Linked DNA regions of Homo sapiens: region 1 is linked to region 2. The links are chromatin loops, found by intact Hi-C in ENCODE. Cell type or tissue: CD4-positive, alpha-beta T cell. All regions are shown on one strand. Each heading gives the region's core, and the rest is flanking DNA. Links, peaks and the distances in the headings are about the cores only.

Region 1 (2,926 bases), core at 161-2,660, 310 kb before region 2:
TGACAGAAGTAACAATCAAGGTAAATGTGAAAGTGCTCCATAGCTTCTAATATGCATTTGTGTAGTTTTGTTTTGTGTATCTTCTTGATATTGATAATGTTTAGTCTTTATTTTGAATTCCATTATATTAGGTTAAAGTTTCAAATAGTTGCCAAGATAGCACTGAAAAAAACTTGTCACAAAGTCTGTAAATATGATTTTTATGTGTATAAAGAAAAGACTCAAATTATTTGTAATTTTAAATTAAGATATTTATAATTATTATTTCTGAACCAGTTTATCAAATATTTTCTCAGTGCATAGTAGTCTTAGTGCATGCAAATATTAATTATTTATAGCTTTAATGCAAAGATTATGTGTGTGTGTGTGTTTTAGCACCTTTTACCCCTTAACACATCTGATGGATAAGACACACTACCATCAGTAACAGTGGCCCACCTTGAAACTAATTTTAAACACATATCCCTTTGGCACTAGAGGTGACATATCAGAGTTCTCTAGTGGATTGTTCTAGAGAGTGATTTCATCATATCTCCAAACTTGCGGGTTGATATGTGTCCTTTTTCCTCCTCCCACCTATGTTTACAAATCAATTGCTTCTCATTAAAAAAGTGGTTAGTAATTGATATATCAATTTTTTATTTGCCCTTTTCCAAATTACCAAAACAATTTCTAAACAAAATTTGAACAGTTCTCAGACTATTAATGGCAATTTAATGCTGGATGCTATAGTTCTGCTTTCTGAAGTCACTGGTCGTCTTATAACAAAAGATAACTGCAAAACTTTGGTGTTTCTCTAGATCAGATTTCCCTAGGAAACATCAGAGAGACACTAAGCCTGCTTTCATTTTCTATTAAAAGCATTTTAATTATAGCAAATAATTGACTTCTATATAGCAAATATTTTACTTCTAAAAGCGAACAGTTAAATTAGTTGTGCAGTCAGTCTTTGTCTGCTACTGCTGCTTTGTCAAAACAAGTGAATAGTTACTTCACATTAACCTTTTTTCATTATACTATTTTAGGAATTAATGCATTACAATAAAATCAAAGGAAATTAAGTGACATTTAAAACTAAGTCAACTTTATTGCATTTGGTATAAACTTTTATGCAGAATGGAGCAGAAAATCCCCCCAAACTTCTTTAATCATTGTGTTACAGCTGCCCTATTGTGAAAACTAGAAAATGCAAATGCCTCAGATTGGCCAGCAGAGGGCGCCTTTACATTTATAAAGCCAATGGAATTTCACTGTTTCAGCGTGAAAGATTATAATGTAACTGTAGAGTGTGCCATGTGTGAATATACAGTGCGCATGACTGTGATTGCATGTGTATATTTTGATTTATATATTCGTTCACGTGAAGATTTTAAAATTCCACCCCAGCTAATGAGCTTACCAACCTGCTTGTTTTCAGACTTTAATACCTTCTTTCTCATATTTCCCCATATGTTCCACTCCTTAGGTTTATCCGGTGACATTATGCTTTGGAATATATTGTGGATATATTTTGCATAGATCATGTTCTGTAGGAGGGGTTTAAAAATTGACCTTTACAAAACAGCCTTCTTCTCCCTGGTCCAATCTGTTATAGCACTTTTTTTGTTGTTGTTTTGTTTTGCCTTTTTATAGACTAAAGTCCAATCTTAGATTTGGTCTATACTAATTTCTGTAAAAGTGCCACAAAATTTATCCTTGCACTTGAGGACCAGAATAATGTTCTGTAGCACTAACCTCTAGAAATCTAGAGATTTTTAGAATCTCTAGAAATAAAACCATAGCATTTGAAACCTAAGTGGAAAAAAATAATTGATACAGTAGTTTACAATAAGACTGTTTCAGAATCATTCATGCTATATCAGGACTGGTTTGAAGTAAGAGCACTCCTTTACTTTTTAATTTTTCTAAACTTAGTTATCATTAATTATTGAGAACTAGCAGTACTACTGAGGCAATCCAAAAGACACATATTAATTTGAGCTGAGAGAAAGAGAGAGATGCTGATGCTGACACTGATATTGGTACTTGTTAAAGGATTATGTAAGTTTGTATTTTATTTGAAACCTAGCATGAGGTATCTGGGTCAGTTATATGGCTTACAGTTGCATAATAGTCCTAGGAGGATTACCATTCATACCTCAGGAATGGGGACATAAATATTATGACAGAAAGACAGAAAGAAATCTCCCCAGTGTGCAGTTAATACATGTTGGATTTATTTTCATGATATCTGTTTATGACTACAAACATAAAGCTGTTTTTTTAGCAGAGTTTTAACAAAAGCAGTGATTTTAATTTTGACTATCAGATCTTCCCTTCACAATTTTAGGATGTGAATGAGGTCAGAAGCCAGAGAAATAGGAAGAAGGAGGTGAGTTGGTCAGATAATACAGTATCATTGAGAGAACCAAGCACTGAGGAATTGCGTTCACTCTCAAAAAGTTTATACTCTAATGAAGGAAAACAAGTGACATGCCTCCACAAAGAAACTGTAATCTAGCCATGGTAAAAGAGATGCAAGATCTATATTACAGGATGAAGAGAGAAGATCTGTAAAAGAAGGAAGACTGACGAGAGAAAGCTTACCAGATGAGGAATATCAGATATTTCATCTGAGCCTTGAGAGCACTATGCTGGATTTGTAAATAGAAGTGGCAGGCAACATTTCAGGTTTCAGAGGCATCATGAGCAAAAGCACAAGCACAAGAGAGCTCAAAATGTGTTCAGAGGAACAGTCTGATGAGAGAGGAGCATTTGTGGAGGAGGGCGGTAGGATTTAAGACTTCTAAGATCAGTGAAAGTTAACGAGTTTCTCTAACAGTAATTTTTACAATGCTTTTTCTCACACACACACACTTTTAAAAGTACACCATTTATCATTTGGATAATTATACAATGCCAGCACAATGCATGTGTGTACAAGCAT
Region 2 (2,913 bases), core at 1-2,500:
ACCTGCAAAAGAGGATCAGAGACTTCTGCAGGACAGAACAACGTGCCCTGGAAAAGCTCTGGGGGAAAATTAGACCCCCTCTTTGACCCCGTTTCAGTTTATAAACTGCCTCAGGAATTAAAACACTCTGTTTTATACCATGTATGCTCGTGAGAGCTCATTTGAATTTACGTATTTTTTTTTTTAAGAAGAGTACTGACTTCCTAATTCTAACTTCTTTTCTTTCTCTCTCTAGTGGTATACTGATGAAGACCATGGAATAGCTAGCAGCACAGCACACCAACATATATATACCCACATGAGCCACTTCATAAAACAATGTTTCTCTTTACCTTAGCACCTCAAAATACCATGCCATTTAAAGCTTATTAAAACTCATTTTTGTTTTCATTATCTCAAAACTGCACTGTCAAGATGATGATGATCTTTAAAATACACACTCAAATCAAGAAACTTAAGGTTACCTTTGTTCCCAAATTTCATACCTATCATCTTAAGTAGGGACTTCTGTCTTCACAACAGATTATTACCTTACAGAAGTTTGAATTATCCGGTCGGGTTTTATTGTTTAAAATCATTTCTGCATCAGCTGCTGAAACAACAAATAGGAATTGTTTTTATGGAGGCTTTGCATAGATTCCCTGAGCAGGATTTTAATCTTTTTCTAACTGGACTGGTTCAAATGTTGTTCTCTTCTTTAAAGGGATGGCAAGATGTGGGCAGTGATGTCACTAGGGCAGGGACAGGATAAGAGGGATTAGGGAGAGAAGATAGCAGGGCATGGCTGGGAACCCAAGTCCAAGCATACCAACACGAGCAGGCTACTGTCAGCTCCCCTCGGAGAAGAGCTGTTCACAGCCAGACTGGCACAGTTTTCTGAGAAAGACTATTCAAACAGTCTCAGGAAATCAAATATGCAAAGCACTGACTTCTAAGTAAAACCACAGCAGTTGAAAAGACTCCAAAGAAATGTAAGGGAAACTGCCAGCAACGCAGGCCCCCAGGTGCCAGTTATGGCTATAGGTGCTACAAAAACACAGCAAGGGTGATGGGAAAGCATTGTAAATGTGCTTTTAAAAAAAAATACTGATGTTCCTAGTGAAAGAGGCAGCTTGAAACTGAGATGTGAACACATCAGCTTGCCCTGTTAAAAGATGAAAATATTTGTATCACAAATCTTAACTTGAAGGAGTCCTTGCATCAATTTTTCTTATTTCATTTCTTTGAGTGTCTTAATTAAAAGAATATTTTAACTTCCTTGGACTCATTTTAAAAAATGGAACATAAAATACAATGTTATGTATTATTATTCCCATTCTACATACTATGGAATTTCTCCCAGTCATTTAATAAATGTGCCTTCATTTTTTCAGAAGTAATGACTTGTGTCTTGAATAAGACCTAAACCGCACTGGCATATGGACACATTTATCTAGAAAGGCTCTTGTTTATTTTGTTAGTAATCCCAGACTACCTTGTAAACATGGAAAGAGTTCAGCTTTGGTAAAAAAATTAGATATATAAAAATGTGTTAAGCTAAACAGTTCATAGGTTTTTGCCTAATAATGTGCAATTTCTCTTATCATAAATACATACAGCTTTTGAGAAATCAACTTAAACTAATTTTAGTTACTTATATCATACACAATTTATAATTTTATTCCAGGGAACTATGATGAGGCTTATATAAGAACGAATAAGATCAGAAATATCATTCTGGCAGTTCTTATGGCTCAGTAGAAGTAGTCAATTATTTAAGTGGTTGACTATTTGTGGTTGACATTACTATAAAAATGAAAGTGGCCAGGCATGGTGGCTCACGCCTGTAATCTCAGCCCTTTGGGAGGCTGAGGCAGGCAGATCACGAGGTCAGGAGATCGAGATCATCCTGGCTAACACAGTGAAACCCCATCTCTACTAAAAATACAAAAAATTAGCTAGGCATCGTGGCGGGCGCCTGTAGTCCCACCTACTGGGGACACTGAGGCAGGAGAATGGTGTGAACCCGGGAGGCGGAAGTTGCAGTGAGCCGAGATCACACCACTGTACTCCAGCCTGGGCTACAGAATGAGACTCCGTCTCAAAAAAAAAAAAAAAAAGAAAAAAAGAAAGCATAAATTTTTTTTTTTTCCGAGACAGAGTCTTGCTCTGTTGCCCAGGCTGGAGTGCAGTGGCATGATCTCGGCTCCTGGGTTCAAACGATTCTTCTGTCTCAGCCTCCCAAGTAGCTGGGATTACAGGTGCGTGCCACCATGCCTGGCTAATTTTTGTATTTTTAGTAGAGATGGGTTTTTGTCCTGTTGGCTAGGCTGGTCACGAACTCTTAACCTCAGGTGATCCGCCCGCCTTGGCCTTCCAAAGTGCTAGGATTACAGGCGTGAGCCACCACATCTGACCGAAAGCAATAATTTTAAATGCTGAATTTGGCCTAGCAAAGCAATATCCAGATAACAGAAAACATCATTTTTTTCAATTATTTGCAAAACAGCCTCATTTTTAAAAATTTGACTTTATGAGTTTAAACTTAGCTTCAGACCATTTGCTAGACAAAGTTTTCCCAGACAGGGTGAGCTACAGCATAAAAACCTAAAAATGGAAGAAATGGAAAAAAAAATCTACCAATTGAACATGAGACTGGTGAGTCATGCATAGGAATGGACAGAGGATTGTGAAATCCATCTTCAACTACAGCTTCAGAGCATGCCATTGAGTCACTTCACCTTAATTAAATCTCAACTCCCACTCCTCCATTGGAACCACAAACTGACCTTCCAATCTGTAGGACTCTTCTTGTCAAAATTCTGTTTCTTAATACAGTTCAATCATTGTGAGTAGCTGGATCAATCTTTGCAGAATTGTATATCAAGAAGCGGTAGTAATATATGTTCACATCCTGGACAGCATTAATAGTCA

Evidence for each region. Peaks named below come from ENCODE experiments on the same cell type or tissue, not always from the same donor. Only the 100,000 strongest peaks of a DNase experiment are listed, where the experiment ranks them.
Region 1: it touches region 2 in a loop (2.1-fold over the local background); 24 of 110 quality-filtered maps call a loop at or near these places.

Annotation. Positions count from the first base shown.
Region 1 is chr2:162,299,665-162,302,590 of GRCh38, reverse strand. All of the region lies in intron 3 of IFIH1 (interferon induced with helicase C domain 1), which reads left to right. Among named protein-coding and RNA genes, the nearest start is that of IFIH1, 18 kb to the left of the region's middle. In CD4-positive, alpha-beta T cell, for the core only: CTCF peaks have their summits at 1,015 and 1,214 (motif pointing right); a DNase peak (open chromatin) is centred at 1,220.
Region 2 is chr2:161,990,707-161,993,619 of GRCh38, reverse strand. DPP4 (dipeptidyl peptidase 4) reads left to right here. Exons shown (of 26, transcript NM_001935.4): 26 at 236-1,375. The coding sequence ends at 337. Among named protein-coding and RNA genes, the nearest start is that of DPP4, 82 kb to the left of the region's middle. In CD4-positive, alpha-beta T cell, for the core only: no CTCF peak of the experiment used is centred there; a DNase peak (open chromatin) is centred at 939; H3K4me3 peaks cover 569 bases; H3K27ac peaks cover 1,599 bases.